2 separate regions of the Homo sapiens genome follow, and region 1 is linked to region 2. A link is a loop called in an ENCODE intact Hi-C map of the cell type or tissue named here. Cell type or tissue: HCT116. All regions are shown on one strand.

Evidence for each region. Peaks named below come from ENCODE experiments on the same cell type or tissue, not always from the same donor. Only the 100,000 strongest peaks of a DNase experiment are listed, where the experiment ranks them.
Region 1: it touches region 2 in a loop (4-fold over the local background); 2 of 110 quality-filtered maps call a loop at or near these places.

The regions. Positions count from the first base shown.
Region 1 is chr20:47,312,946-47,320,945 of GRCh38, forward strand. All of the region lies in intron 2 of ZMYND8 (zinc finger MYND-type containing 8), which reads right to left. LOC100131496 (a long non-coding RNA gene) reads left to right here and starts at 5,557. Exons shown (of 1, transcript NR_024594.1): 1 at 5,557-7,809. RefSeq lists enhancers at 3,542-4,459, 3,795-4,994, 4,460-5,377, 5,378-6,294, 6,295-7,213. In HCT116, no CTCF peak of the experiment used is centred here; DNase peaks (open chromatin) are centred at 2,955, 4,516 and 7,006; H3K4me3 peaks cover 4,670 bases; H3K27ac peaks cover 6,162 bases.
Region 2 is chr20:47,201,723-47,209,722 of GRCh38, forward strand. ZMYND8 (zinc finger MYND-type containing 8) reads right to left here. Exons shown (of 23, transcript NM_001281775.3): 23 at 7,492-8,000. Among named protein-coding and RNA genes, the nearest start is that of MIR3616, 39 kb to the left of the region's middle. RefSeq lists a silencer at 5,363-5,657 and enhancers at 6,474-7,099, 7,100-7,723. In HCT116, CTCF peaks have their summits at 4,139 (motif pointing right) and 4,343; DNase peaks (open chromatin) are centred at 2,849 and 4,089; H3K4me3 peaks cover 1,490 bases; H3K27ac peaks cover 4,531 bases.

The sequences.
Region 1 (8,000 bases), 110 kb after region 2:
AGAAACACATTCTACAAACATAGTGGAAAAGGAGCAAAGGCAAGATGACTGCACTGCAGCACTGTGGGCTGTACCCAAAGCACTTGAAACAAACGTCTGCAAACAGAGGACTGCTCTAAGAATACATTACAGTCACATGGCCGGACACAGTGTTCACACCTGTAATCCCAGCACTTTGAGAGGCCGAGGGGGAAGGATTGCTTGAGCCCAGGAGTTTGAGGGTATTGTGAACTATGATCACGTCGGAGCCTGGGTGAAAAGGAGAGACACTGTCTCTGAAAAAAAAAAAAAAAAATTTAATTATAAAAATTTTTAAGTTCTTTAAAAAGATCTAAAAACACCTGGGCAACATGGTGAAACCCCGCATCTACAAAAAATATAAAAATTAGGCTGGAGGCCGGGCGCAGTGGCTCACGCCTGTAATCCCAGCACTTTGGGAGGCCAAGGCGGGCGGATTACAAAGTCAGGAGATCGAGACCATCCTGGCTAACATGGTGAAACCCCGTCTCTACCAAAAATACAAAAAATTAGCCGGGCGTGGTGGCGGGCGCCTGTAGTCCCAGCTACTCGGGAGGCTGAGGCAGGAGAATGGCGTGAACCTGGGAGGCGGAGCTTGCAGTGAGCCAAGATCGCACCACTGCACTCCAACCTGGGCAACAGAGGGGTGAGACTCCATCTCAAAAAAATAATAATAATAATAATTAGGCTGGGGACGGTGGCTCACACCTGTAATCTCAGCACTTTGGGAGGCCGAGGCAAGCGAATCATCTGAGGTCAGGAGTTCGAGACCAGACTGGCCAACATGGTGAAACCTCATCTCTACTAAAAATACAAAAAACTAGCTGGGTGTGGTGGCACGTGCCTATAGTCCCAGCTACTTGGGAGGCTGAGGCAGGAGAATCGATTGAGCCCAGGAGGCAGGGGTTGCAGTGAGCTGAGATCGCACGACTGCACTCCAGCCTGGGCAACAGAGCAAGACTCCGTCTCAAAAAAATTAATAATAAATAAAGTGTATCTAGCACCATTAATGGACCAATATTCCTCCCAAAAAAAGATTTAATATACACATCAATGTTTGCATAAACCTAGAATATTCCTGGATGAACACAAAAGTACAACAAAGCTCGACTTGGGGACTACTGGTTGCCTTGGGAGGGGTGCCTGCAGGGAGTCCAGGGAAGGGGAGTCCAGGGAAGGATTATTTTCCACTCTATACCCTTGTGTACTTATTTATCATGTGACTGGATGACGTTACGAAAATAAAGAAAATTGGCCAGGTGCGGTGGCTCACGCCTGTAATCCCAGCACCTTGGGAGGCTGAGGTTAGCAGATCGCTTGAGGTCAGGAGTTCGAGACCAGACTGGCCAAGATGGTAAAATCCTGTCTCTACTAAAAATACAAAAATCAGCCAGGTGTGGTGGTACGCTCCAGTAGTCCCAACTACTAGGGAGGCTGAAGCGGGAGAATCACTTGGCGCCAGGAGGCAGAGGTTGCAGTGAGCCAAGATTGCACCACTGCACTCCAGCCTGGGCGAAAGAGAGAGACTCCATCTTTAAAAACAAAACAAAACAAAAAGAATGCAAATTATCAGGCCCCACCCCAGATCTACAGAATCAGAAACTCTGGGGTAGGGCCCAGCAATCTGTTTTAATAAGTCCTCCCGAAGACTGGGAGGTACACTAGTTTGAGGAACGCTAGGGTATGTGTATGTGTTTAGGAGATGGGGTCTGAGTTCTCAACTCTACACAATCCTGTTCCACACTGGCGAGCCAGAGCCAATGGCCTCTACTTCCAGACATTATTTGAGGGGTTGGTTCAGGACTCAGGATAGAAGCTAAGCAAGGGAGTCAGGCTGGAGAATGAGGCTAAACAGGAAACAACCCCAGGCAAGTCTCCACCTCTCAGGGCCTCAGGGCCTCACCTGCAAAATGGGAAGAGCCGGGAGAAAGGGACTAGACTAGAAGTTCTTGTTTAAAGACCAGACAGTGCTCCAGGGACCCTTGAACAGGCCATCACTGTATACAGGAGTGCAATTTCTAGGGACATGGAGTCATAGCTTCCTTCACCTTTGCAAAGGTGTCCTCAGCTCCAATGATTAAAAACTTCAGGGCCCCCAGAGGATGTTAAAAGTCCCTCTTCAACATTACTTAATTTAATGAGAAAGTGGGAAAAAAAATCACTAGACAGTAATATACTTGTAAGCGATTTAGAGTTGGCAAGGGACTATCACCCAAGCCCACCAGGAAACAAAGGGGGAAACTGAGGTTCTGCTCAGCAAGAGGTAGGGGGAGGTGGGTCCTAGCCCAAGCATGCCCACACCTGAGAGTATTCCAAACCTTCTAGTTTCAGCAAAACATAAAAACCCCAATTCTGTTTGCTGTTACAAACACCAATTCCCCCTGGAGTTGATGAGAGTTCAGTGACTGTATCCAAGGGGTCGAAATTTGATAGGTTCCAAACAACAGACACATCAGTCAACAGCAGGAGATTTCAATGAAGGGTTGTAGGGAGAAGAATTAGGAAATGCCTGCTGGATTCGGTATCCTTCGGAGGGATGAGACAGCAGGGGGGCATTATTACTTAAATGCCCCCCACTCCAGTGGGGGCTGGGCCTCTGGTGATGATGGACTGGTGGGTGTACACCTGACTGTAGCCGTGGTACCCAGGCTCCATAAGGACCCTTTCCAGAAAGCTGAGTCAATTTTTTCTTCTTTAATGATTTAATTCTGACAAGGATGTATTGCCCAGTGCATTTCATCTATAAACTTTGAACAATGACAAACAGCCACTGTCGACTGAACCACTGGTTCACCCTGGATCTGAAAGACTTTTCTGCTGCCTTTTCTGAGGGAGTAGGACCTGTGACCCCGCCCGGCTGGCTCACTCACAACCCTCTGCCTCTCACCCATCCCCCAAAAATGAGTGGTTCTGAATGAGTTAACGTGGGTGAGGGAGGAATGCAGCCTTATGGAGAGGACAGAGCAGTGACTCAGGAAAACAGCTTGGCATGGAGCGGAAAGCAGCAGAATTTTCCTCTCCTTGTGACATTTTGCTGAAATTGTAACAATATGGGAAGGTCTACTGGGTATTAAGAACCAGGCATGAGGCCGGGCACGGTGGCTCACGCCTGTAATCCCAGCACTTTGGGAGGCCAAGGTGGGCAGATCACAAGGTCAGGAGTTCGAGACCAGCCTGACCAACATGGTGAAACCCCGTCTCTACTAAAAATACAAAAATTAGCTGAATGTGATGGTGAGCACCTATAATCCCAGCTACTCAGGAGGCTGAGGCAGGAAAATTGCTTGAACCCAGGAGGCGGAGGTTGCAGTAAGCCGAGATCATGCCATTGTACTCCAGCCTGGGCAACAGAACGAGACTTTGTCTCAAAAAAAAAAAAAAAAGGAACCAAGCATATGAGGAGATCCTTCCCAAGCCTGTGATCCACCAGAAATCATCCTGGAGCTCAGCACTTCCTGGATGTCTTTTGATTTAAGGGGCATCTTAATTCAAGATAACACAGGCTCATAGCTTTCCTGAGCCAAGAGTATGAAGAGCTAAGAGTTTCGGCCAGGTGTGGTGGCTCACACCCATAATCCCAGCACTTTGGGAGGCCGAGGCAGGCAGATTGCCTGAGGTCAGGAGTTCAAAACCAGTCTGGCCAACATGGTGAAACCCCATCTCTACTAAAAATACAAAAAAATTAGCCAGGAGTGGTGGTGTGCGCCTGTAATCCCAGCTACTTGGGAGGCTGAGGCAGGAAAATTGCTTGAACCAGGGAGGTGGAGGTTGTGGTGAGCCAAGATCGCACCACTGCACTCCAGCCTGGGTGACAGAGCAAGACTCGCTCTCAAAAAAAAAAAAAAAGAAAGAAAGCTAAGAGTTTCTTTTATTATATGTGATATTCTAGGCAATGTTCAAAATGCATTTCCTGTAGTCCCCACTAAGTCACCTGCCTGAGATCACAAAGCTACCAAGGAGCAGTGCTGGGATTTGAACCCAGGCAGTGAGGCTCCGAGGGCCAGAGCAGTACTGGGATTTCAACCCAGGCAGTGGGACTCCGAGGGCCAGCTTCTAATCTCTGTACCACATGGCCTTGTACCAGGAGGGCCTCATCCTCAGCCCTGTAGCAAGAGGACTCCCTAATTTAGGGTCTATGATTTAAGAGCACACTCTCATTTTGCCTTTTTTCCCCTAAACTGCAGATGGAAGTATAGGGACAGAGAAGGTCCAACAAACAGTTTCAGGAACTGGGAAAAGGTGGAAAGTCGTGTCATTCACTGATGACACCGTTCTCTCAAAGGCAGTCCCCAGAAAGCACATTCACCTCCCAATTTCCAAACAGTGGCATCAGTCCCTGAAATAGGCTGGGGGCTCCAGGGCCAACTCACCTCCCCTTTTCCAGCCTCCATCAAGGCTAGGCCTCCCCAGCAGGCCACATCAGGTACCCGCCCTCCACCCCACTCCTGCCCCCACATCCGGTGCCTGAGTCACAGCACATGCCGTTCTCCAGGGGCTAGGAAATGACACACCATTACAGGGAATTGTCTCCTCCCTCAAGGGAAAGGGCCGCAGCTGAAAGGCCGGGAGCTTCTTGTGTTTTTGTGGGTGTTTAATTTCCTTAATGATGTCGACAGCAAGCCTGCTGGGGCCTGAACGAAAAGAGAAGCTTGGTCCACAGGCTGAGACAGGCATGACAGGCCACAGGAGTAGGGCAACCAACCATGTGCTTAGCTGGGTCCCGGGCAAACCAGGACACATAGGTCAAGGCATATGCTCTCATGGGCCAGGTTGCAAACGACAGAGAGGCAGGATGCCACAGTGGTGGGGAATCAGCTTTCTGGCGTCAAAATGCATGCAGAACCTGGCTGTGCTCTCCCCTGCAGTGTGACCGTAAAAAGGCAACTTAACCTCTCTGTGCCTCAGAGAGTTTACCACTTTACAAGTGGTACCTTGTAAAGTTATCGAAGAAGTCAATGAGTTAATTCACGTAAAGCTCTTAGTATAATACCTGGCAAATAGTAAGCACCTATTCAATGGTAACTAATGGGTAACTGTATTTTTTTTAACCAATCACTCTTCCTCCTTTTCTTGCTTCTCTTCCACCTCCTCCCCGACTACCGCCCCCCACTCCAAAAACACAGCTTGCTTTCTGGAAGGAGCATGTTAAATCAATTCCACAAGTTCAAAGCTATGGAAAACACCGGCCTGTGTAGACTGGAGACCAGAATCAGCCCAGGACAGGATTTCTGCATTTCAATCAGACTGAAAATGCCAGGTTTCCCCCAGTAACTGTGAAGGCAGGGTCAGAAGCAGAGGCCTGCTCTACAGCCCTTTTCGTAATCACCAGTCCTCCCCTTGGCCTACTTCAAACATGACCACACACTGCTGCTCCCCCAGAAGCAGCAAAGCAGAGCATGGTTAATCACTTCAAAGCGTTTCCCAAAGACACAGAGCAGGTACCCAAACAGGCCTCCCTTCCCCAGGAATATTTGGGGCCCTCCCCAACCAGTAATTACATCATAAAGAGACAAAAGTCCGGAATTTCCTCCTGGCAGAGCATAGAAGTAAGAAATCAGGAGCAAAGGTTGGGGGTGGGGAGGAAGCAAAATTGTCCTCGCAGCAGAGAATGCCTAAGCCAGGAGGAACTTGTAAATGAAAACCGCTCGCATTAGCAAATGATTATTTCCTCCAACGCTGACCGTCTCTTAGACCCACAGAAACTCGAGGACCGGTCTGCACCCTGGCTGACTTGGGCCTGCCAGAGCTGCCGGGCTGAGCCCTCTCCTCCAGAGGACTGCACTGGCCTGAACTGTGCTTATAAAGAATCTCTGCAAATCAACAGGAACTTCTCATCCAGAGCCGGGATAGGGAGGGCTGGAATGGAAATGAGGCTGTGGAATGAAAGGTCACTCTCAACTTGGGGAAAATGGCATTTCACCAGGAACATCAAGTACCTCGGAGGCAGAACATGCGAGGGGCAGGGAACGCCAAGAGGAGGCACTTACCTGCCATTGAGAAAGTGCGGCTGCTCAGAGGGCCTAGCCTCTCTTGTTCAAAAGAGAACAGAGGCTCACCCACAGCAGACATTCCTGCTTCCGGATCCTCAGCGGCCTCTCCCAGGGGGAGGAGGAAGAAGCAAAGAGAACAGGCTAAGAGTCACCACTTACCAGGCCAGCCCCGGTCTTGTACGCATTAGGTCGCCCGGCGGGGCAAGGACACTGTCACCTCTTTGCAATCAGGCAGTCTGAAACCCAGCGACTTGCCTTCATGTCCCCGGGCTTTCGCCTATAATTTATCACCCTCAACAGCAGCTCGGCTGAGCTGAAAGTCTCCGGTGCAGTGCACCGAAGAGCCATTGATTTCGTGGGATTGTGAATAAATACGAGGAACTGCAGTTGTTCTGCTGGCCGAGGTGACAATATCAGAAGGGAGCCTGGGGGGAGGGAAACAGCTGTGGTTTGCATTTTGAAGTTGTTTTTAACATTTTTAGTAATTGTTTCAGATTCTCCAGTTCTGATGCCCCTCTCCTAGAAATGAGAAAACCCATCTTTTATACTTGAGGTATAATCCTTTCCCACTAGACACAGCCTCCTCCACCCTTCTCTCAATAATGCAGAAGTGGTGATTAAAGGGCACATTCATATGTAAAAGGCGAACTTCCAAACTCGCCTGGCAGGACAGAAATTGCTTCAATCTACAGAAAAGAGGCTGATTTACAATTGAATTCAGTGTTTAGCCCTCAACAACTAGAGGCAATAGCAACCGCGGCCCTTTCTCCTCCCCAGCTGGGATGAGGCCCTCTGGAAAAACGACAACATCGCAACAGGAATTTCCTGGATCAAGAATGCCAAGTTCTTTCCAATTTTACTGAGGCAGGATCCGACTCCCTGTGAGAACGCACTGCCCACCACCCACCCACCCCCTCAGCAGGCCCAGGCCCCAAAGGCTCCCTCCAACATGTGTACATGAGGCCCTTCAAACTCGACCGGAACACCACAAAGAATGTGGAGAAACCGGTTGCCTCTGGCCTTTACATTGTGGCTGGCTGAGGAGCTGGTTCTGGTGGCTGACACCCGTTGGCACTATTTATCCAGCCCCTGCCTGGCTTGGGTTCTGGAAATCTCCGGTGGTAGTGGCTTCCAAACTGCAATGGGGAATCGCGGCGTCAGAGGGCAATTCAGAAACAAAAAGACAGTTCTGTGCTGGCAGCATTTGAAGCACAGAAGTGGGTTGGGAGAAGCAAAGGGAAATTAGCTTCAGAAAGGGGGCAGATGAAGGAAGAGGCGCCACTGCTAACCAACCAAGGTCCCCATCTGCCCTGGATGGTATCTCTAAAAGCCACCTAAAGAAGGCAAAATTCTCTACTGAAACGCCAGGTACGAAGGGACAGGCCCTCCACAGTCACCTTGTCACATTCCTTTGGGGAGCGAAGAGTTCAGACCCAACATGTCACCCAAATTACCCTGGCCAGCCACCACGTAAAGATGCTGCGGCTGTGCATGGTGGCTCACGCCTGTAATCCCAACACGTTGGGAGGCCAAGGCGGGCGGATCACCTGAGGTCAGGAGTTCGAGACCAGCCTGGCCAACATGGCGAAATCCTGTCTCTATTAAAAATACAAAAATTAGCCGGGTGTGGTGGCACACACCTGTGGTACCAGCTACTCCTACTGGGGAAGCTGAGGCAGGAGAATCGCTTGACCCCAGGAGGCTGGAGTGCAGTGAGTCGAGATCACGCCATTGCACTCCAGCCGGGGTGACAGAGCAAGATGCCATCTCAAAAATAAATAAATAAAGATGCTTAACATCACTCAGATAGTAGTGGGGTGATTCTAAGAACATGTCCTATTGTCTACAGGGCTCATGGGTGCACAGAAGGATAGACGGGGTAGCCACTGCAACAGGGCTTTGTAGAAAAGTCAGACAGGAACCAACATTGATGCCCATATGTGAAACATCATGATGCAGCCATAAAATGGAATAAAGATGGAATCCCGTCTG
Region 2 (8,000 bases):
AGCCTGGCCTATAAGGTGAAAACCTGTCTTTACTGCAATTACCAAAATCAGCTGAGCATGATGGCACACGCCTATAATCCCAGCTACTCAGGAGGCTGAGGCACGGGAATCGCTTGAACCCGGGAGGCGGAGGTTGCAGTGAGCCGAGATCACGCCACTGCACTCCAGCCTGGGTAACAGAATGAGACTCTTGTCTCAAAAAAAAGAAAAACAACTTATTCCTCAGGCTCTATTCAGCCAGGCGTCTGATATATTCAAGGTTCCACCCATCAGCTGCATTTGGTACGGATTAAGTGGGGAGAAAAGTGACTGCACGTGGCGGTGTGGACCAGCCTAGGGCCAGCGTGGTTGTGGCCTCGGTGCATCTGTTTCTTTGCAGCCCAGTCCTGCACGGTGGCTTCGGTGGCTTCCTGGAAGCTCAGACCTCATGGCTTTCTTCAGCCCTCCATGTGAGTCCGGAAATACTGTTTTGGGGGTTTGTTTGTTTTTGTTGTTTTGTTTGTTTTTGTTCTTTTGTTTTGTGTTTGTTTGTTTTTTGAGACGGAGTCTAGCTCTGTCGCCCAGGCTGGAGTGCCATGGCATGATCTCGGTTCACTGAAACCTCTGTCTCCTGGGTTCAAGCGATTCTCCTGCCTCAGCCTCCCAAGTAGCTGGGATTACAGGTGCCTGCCACCACGCCCAGCTAATTTTTGTATTTTAGTAGAGATGGGCTTTCACCATGTTGGCCAGGTTGGTCTTGAACTTCTGACCTCAAGTGATCCGCCTGCCTCAGCTTCCCAACGTGCTGGGATTATAGGCAGGAGCCACCGTGCCTGGCTTGTAAATACTGTTAATGCATCAGTGAGATTGAGCCCATGAGTTTGGGAGCAGTCATGCACAGATGATGGGTATTAGATCTTACATAATTGTGGGAGGAGCTGGGGAAGCAGGGGTCTGAGGAGAGATCTGGAGTCACCAAGAAGGTGATCTGAGAAGCTGTGGGGCAAGTTCAGAGGACTCAATGGGGATCTGTGGCCTCTGCAGTCCAGCGGCTGGTGACAGGCCAGGTGCTGACATGCAGGAGTCAGGAAGATGACCTGGACGCAGAGTGGAGGAGAGCAAGGGCAAGCTGGAGCCTGCTGGCGCCACTGCAGTTGTCTGTCCCACATCTAACTACAGCGACCTTGCAACAGTAGAGGCTGTGGCTTCCTTACAGCCTTGGAAATCTCACACAGCTCCTCTTTTGGTCAACTCTAACTGGGAACCACTCGAGAGCCAGGATTCTGGGAAATGTGGTTCCAGCCTAGCCAGGTTGGCACGGAACTGACCAGTACACTTACTAATGCCTTGTGCTTAAACTGGTTGGGTGAATTCTGCTCTCTACAACTGACCAGGCTGACAGAGACCTTGGACAGTTCTGCAGTGGGTACTGTCATCGTTTTGTCCACACAAGACCTTTTGTTTGAACACTTTCCCAACTTATGAGTCTGCACCAGAAGAGGCTTGAATCTCACTTTCCCAGCCTCCTTTGCAGTTAGAAGGTTAGCTATGTGGCCTAGGCTCAGCCAATCACATACACCCAGGTGGCACCCAGGCTCAGCAATCAAATACCCCTGATATGGTTTGGCTCTGTGTCCCCACCCAAATCTCATCTCGAATTGTAAGCCCCATGTGTCAGAGGAGGTGCCTGGTGGGAGGTGATTGAACTGTGAGGGTGGATCTCCCCCTTGCCGTTCTCGTGATAGTGAGTTCTCACAAGATCTGATGCTTAAAAGTAAGGCACTTCCCCCTTTGAACTCCCTCTCCTGCCACCATGTAAGACATGCTTTGCTTCCCCTTTGCCTTCTGCCATGATTCTAAGTTTCCTGAGGCTTCCCCAGCCCTGCAGAAGTGTGAGTCAGTTAAACCTCTTTTCTTTATAAATTACCCAGTCTCAGGTAGTTCTTTATAGCAGTGTGAAAATGGACTAATACAACACCTAAATGGTGCTTAGGTTCAGTCAATCAGATGCACCCACATGGGACCTGGGCTCAACCAATCCAGATACATCCACATGTGAAAGCAATGGAAGTGGATTCTGATGCATGGAATCCAATCTGGCAAGGAGGCAGAAGGGTCGTGCCCAGCGTCACTAGAGAAAGTCGCAGTGTTTGAACCCAATGGGGCAGTGATGTGGGAAGTCTTTTTTTTTTTTTTTTCAGACGGAGTCTTGCTCTGTCACCCAGGATGGAGTGCAGTGGTGCAGTCAAAGCTCACTGCAGCTTCCACTTCCTGGGTTCAAGTGATTCTCCTACCTCAGCCTCCCGAGTAGCTGGGACTACAGGCGTACACCACCATGCCCCTGCTAATTTTTGTATTTGTAATAGAGACAGGGTTTCGCCATGTTGGCCAGGCTGGTCTCAAACTCCTGACTTCAGGTGATCTGCCCGCCTCAGCTTCCCAAAGTGCTGGGATTACATGCGTTAGCCACCATGCCTGGCCAATGTGGGAAGTCTTAACACAAAGGTCCTGCAATGTAATCTGGACATTGTTGGTTGCTGTGCAATCTCCTAATCCATCTCTCTGGCCTTCCCAGGGATTTGTGAGCCACTCAATATCCTTTAACAAATGCCTTTTCTGCTCAAATTAGCTGGAGTGCATTCTGTTATTTGCAACTAAAAACCTGACCCCTCCCAATTCATGTATCCCCCAAGTGTCCGTTTCCCGAGCTGCACAGAGTGGAATAACCACCCCAGGGCAGCTAAGAGAAGCCTGGGGAGTCATTTTGTAAACTCACCACGGTGTCACACACACACACAGGGCTAGTTGTGACTGGGGCAGTGTTGCCTGATGATTCACTGAACTGGCTTGGGAAGTAAGCAGACTGGTTTGAGTCCCGGCTCTGCAGTGACCTTTTGTGTGATCTTGAGCAAGTCACTTTTTTCTCTCTGAACCTCAGCTGCCTCACTGGGAGAATGGGCCTGTTACGAGGGCCTGCTCCATGTAGGGAGTTATTACAAAACCCGAAGGATTACAGCATGGAAAGCCTCAGCACAGAGCCCCACGTGGGGCAGGCCCACATCAGCGACACTTGGAGGAATATAGGTGACCTTTGCTTCTCTAGACTAAAGAAAATAAATAAGAATATAGATGGGGTCCTGATGTACCCTGATATGAAGGTGGCAGCTAAATGCTGACCTTTGGAAAACTCAACTCTGATTATCGCCACTCGACTGTATAGTTTAAAATGGACGGTCGGCCGGGCGCGGTGACTCATGCCTGTAATACTAACACTTTGGGAGGCCAAGGCAGGTGGATCGTTGAGGTCAGGAGTTTGAGACCAGCCAGGCCAACATGGTGAAACCCCGTCTCTACAAAAAATACAAAAATTAGCCAGAAATTGCTTGAACCCGGGAGGCGGAAGTTGCAGTGAGCCAAAATCGTGCCACTGCACTCCAGCCTGGGCAACAGAGTGAGACTCTGTCTCAAAATAAAATAAAATAATAAAATAGACAGGCACACTGGCTCACACTTATAATCCCAGCACTTTAGGAGGCCAAGGCGGGTGAGTCGCTTGAGCTCACGAGTTCAAGACCAGCCTGGGCAACATTGTGAAACCCCGTCTCTGCAAAAAAATTTAAAAATTAGTTGGGCATGGTGGCGTGTGCCTGTAGTCCCAGCTGCTCAGGAGGCTGAGGCGGGAGGATGGGGTGAGCCTGGGAGGCGGAAGTTGCTGTGAGCAGAGACGTCCCTATAGCACTCAAGCCTGGGCGACAGAGCAAGACCTTGTCTCAAAAAATAAATAAATAAAATAATTGGGCTCAGTCCCCTCGGAAAGAAACCCCCTTCAGGTTCTACTGAACGGTGAGCCCCTCAGAGAGGGCTCCCAATCACATCATCTCCCTACCCGCCTAGCTTTATTTACCTTCAGCGCATCTAGCCCGCCTGGGATTATATTACATGCATACAGGTATCAAATTGCTTCCCAGTGAGAGTGTCAGATCAATAAGGACAGAGACCGAACCTGTTTTGTTCACTACTGTGTCACTACTGAGGACTTGACTCATACAGAGAGCTCAGTGAACAGCTGTCTCCGGAATGAAGGGTTTTGGCCCACGTGCTCGCTGTCCCCAGTGGGCCAGATCTCTCCACAGGCTGCAGTTTTGCCTATGGCCACCAGATAGCGAGCTTGCTGGACTGCATGAAAAGGTCTGAGCCAGTTCCTGCCCCGGTCATTGCCAAAGGAAACCAGCAAGGAACTGGCAGCTTCTGCCAGGTTCACCAGACCTCACTGCATCTCCCTCTTCTTCTCCTCATTCTGAAAACACTCAACCCAGACTGGAACCTTCAAGCCCCTCCCCTCCTACCTGGCCTCTCACTGACCCACTGGTGTGGCCTGAGAAGTAAGCAGATTAGAGAGTGTTCTAATTAGGTGGAGTGGATTCTGTTATTTGCAACTAAAAACCTGACCCCTCCAAATGCATGTAACCCCTGAGTCTCAGTTTTCCAAGCTGCACAAAGAGTGGAATAACCACCCCACTGGGCAGCTAAGAGGAGCCTGGGGAGTCATTTTATAATGGTGCTCACTGCAGGGCCGTTTGCCGTGGCCAGAGTTTGGGGACAATCTCAATGTCCACCAGCTGGGGGCTGGCCACATGCATTATCCCGTGTCCACATAGCAGATATCACACCCCCTAAAAATGGATGGAGGTGCTCTTGAACTGCACTGATATGGATCAATACTCAAGGCTTCAGATTAAGTTTAAAAAAAAAAAACGGGGCAAGGGGACAGGGCAGAAGAGTGTGTATCAAATGCTATCATTTATGTAGAAAAAGGGGGCCGGGAGCAGTGGCTCATGCCTGTAATCCCAGCACTTTAGGACACCGAGGCGGGCAGATCACCTGAGGTCAGGAGTTCAAGACCAGCCTGGTCAACATGGTGAAACCCTGTCTCTACTAAAAATACAAAACTCAGCTGGGCATTGTGGCGGGTGCCCTTAATCCCAGCTACTCGGTAGGCTGAAGCAGAAAAATTGCTTGAATCCAGGAGGTGGATGTTGTAGTGAGCTGAGATTGCGCCACTGCACTCCAGCTTGGGCGACAGAGCGAGACTCCGTCTTAAAAAAGAAGAAAAGGAGCAGAGAAAAATGTCTCTGCATTTGTTTGTAAATGCAGACTCTCCCTGAGGACTATGTGGGAAGGGGGATTGGAGGGGACCGAGGTAGCAGGGAGGGAGAGGCTTTATACTATGGGCCCTTTCGTATCTTCAGATTTGAGTCATGTGGGCTGTTTTACCTGGTCAGATGAATGGTAAAACTAAAAGCAACCATTTCTCTATCCTCGAGTAAGCAAGCCACTTCCCTAGATGTCTTTGCTTCTAAGGGAGGTTGCGGCAGAGGCTGGATGGGGGTGCAGTGGGACACCTCAAGGTGGCCTCTGCATTTGAATGCTGCGCTGCTGGCTACTCGCTACTTAGGAGCCCAGCTGCTGGCTGCTCGCTACTTAGGAGTGGCATGACCTTCATTGTGTCCAAGCCCTGGGGACACAGCAGGGAACAGAGAAAGCACCTCCCTCACCCAGCTCACATTCAACTGGGACACACAGGAGAAGTAATAAAACCCCACACCCTTTGCTCAGAGATATGAAGAAAATATTGAGGGCATGATGGGCCCGTGGGCAGGTGGCTATTTCAGGAGTGACATCTGAAGAATCAGGTACCAGCCACAGAAGAGGGTATCAGGTCAAAGGAGCAGAGAGTGCAGTTGAGACTAGAAAGGCAGGAGCTGAAAGAAGACAATGGATGACCCCTCGTAGCCATGGCCCCTCCTTTCTCTGGTCTTCAGGATGAAATGAGACAACAGAGGAAAGGTGCACACACATGCCCAGGAACGGGAAGCTAACATTCTTCTCACTTAAAAAAATGACTTGGAGGCTAGGCACGGTGGCTCACACCTGTAATCCCAGCACTTTGGGAGGCTGAGGCAGGCGGATCACCTGGGGTTGGGAGTTCGAGACCAGCCTGACCAACATGGAGAAACCTCATCTCTACTAAAAATACAAAATTAGCTGGGTGTGGTGGTGGATGCCCGTAACCCCAACTACTCGGGAGGCTGAAGCAGAATTGCTTGAACCCGGGAGGCGGAGGTTGCAGTGAGCCAAGATCGCGCCATTGCACTCCAGCCTGGGCAACAAGAGCAAAACTCTGTCTCAAAAAAAAAAAAGACTTGGGAGGCCAAGGTGGGTGGATCACCTGAGACAAGGAGTTCGAGACCAGCCTGGCCAACATGGCGAAAACCCCATCTCTACTAAAAATACAAAAATTAGCTGGGCATGGGTGGTAGGCACCTGTAATCCCAGCTACTCGGGAGGCTGAGGCAGGAGAATTGCTTCAACCCGGGAGGCTGAGTTTGCAGTGAGCTATCACACCACTGCACTCCAGCCTGGGTGATGGAGACTCTCCCTCCAAAAAAAGAGGAGAGTCCAGGTGCCATGGCTTACACCTGTAATCCCAGCACTTTGGGAGTCTGAGACAGGCAGATCACTTCAAGTCAGGAGTTCAAGCCCAGCCTGGGGAATATGTGAAACCCTCGTCTCTAAAAATACCAAAAAATGAGCCAGGCATGGTGGTGCACATCTGAATCCCCAGCTACTTGGGAGGCTGAGGCACCAGAATTGCTTGAACCCAGGAGGCGGAGGTTGCAGTGAGCTGAGATTGCGCCACTGCACTGCAGCCTGGGTGACGGGGCGAGAATCCGTCTCAAAAAAAACAAAAAATGAGAATAACTTGTAGACAGTCTGTCTTCCTGTGAAGAATGAGAGGCCCACCCTGACAGGGCTCCTGTGCCCTGCTCACCATCTGTCCCCAGTAACTGAAACTGTGCATGGCTAATGACAGGTCCCCTGTAATACTTGAGTAACTGAACGATTGTTGTCCCCATTAGGATGCAAGTTTGATGAAGGCAGGGACCCGACTCCTTGATGGCACCATGGGATCCTCAGTGCCTGGACAGTGCCTGACGCGATGTGTGTTTGCTGATTGGCAGGAATGAACTTATGCCCACGCGGGCCAACCTCCCCTGCCGGCCATGTCATGTCTTGGCCCTTGGCACAGGAAGGGGTTTGTGGAGATCTTTTCTGGGGAGTTACTGGATTGCAGAGAAGGAACACTGCTGCCCAGGAAACCAAACCTCAGCCTTTCAAGCCGGCTTCATTCTACTCATACCCTGTGCACCTCCAGCCAGGCCCAGAGCCATGGACCAGGGCACCTGCGAGGGGCTGGGATCCTTGCTGCCCACGCGAGGCCTGTTAGCTCGGCCTCCCTACGGGCTTCAAGAAGACAACTCCGTCCTCTCCCAACTGTTTGACGAGGACTGGCGTGGGGGGCACCCACTAGGGCCCATTCTCTCCAGTGTGCCCACCACCTGGCTGTGGGGGGTGTTCATGACCTCTCACGGCCCCTTCTGTGTTTGGTCGTGCAAACCTGACACAGCCATCCCGACCAAATGGAAAACTGCAAATTCGAGGACGACCACGGCATTTTTCCAAAACAGTTTAATTAAAAAAAGGTAAAGAAATCTGAAAAAACTGGGGGGGTGGGGGAAGGAACGGGCAAACCCAAAAAAGCATATAGTGTGAGTCTACTGGCTCAGTCACAAAGAAACACCACCATCAAAAAGATATTTAAGTTTAATACAAATTTTATACAAAGAAAATGTGAAAAAATACTTCCATATGCTAAAAGCAATTATGCTTCACAAATAAGGCCAGCTAGGCTATTTTTTTTTTTTGACAACTGCAATTCACAAATGTTCTTTCTCTCCTGTTTTCTTCTAATACTCTCTTATTTCTTCTCTAATATGGGTAACTAGCTGGAAACTGTACAGTTCGCATCCTCTTAACAATGAAGAGAAAGTAAACAAGACTAAAATGTACAACAAAACGTACTGGAATGATATCGTACAATTAATTTTCTCATATACATACATCACCTTTTGCTTTTTCATCAATGCTTTTTGTTTTACACAACATACAAAATGGCTCTA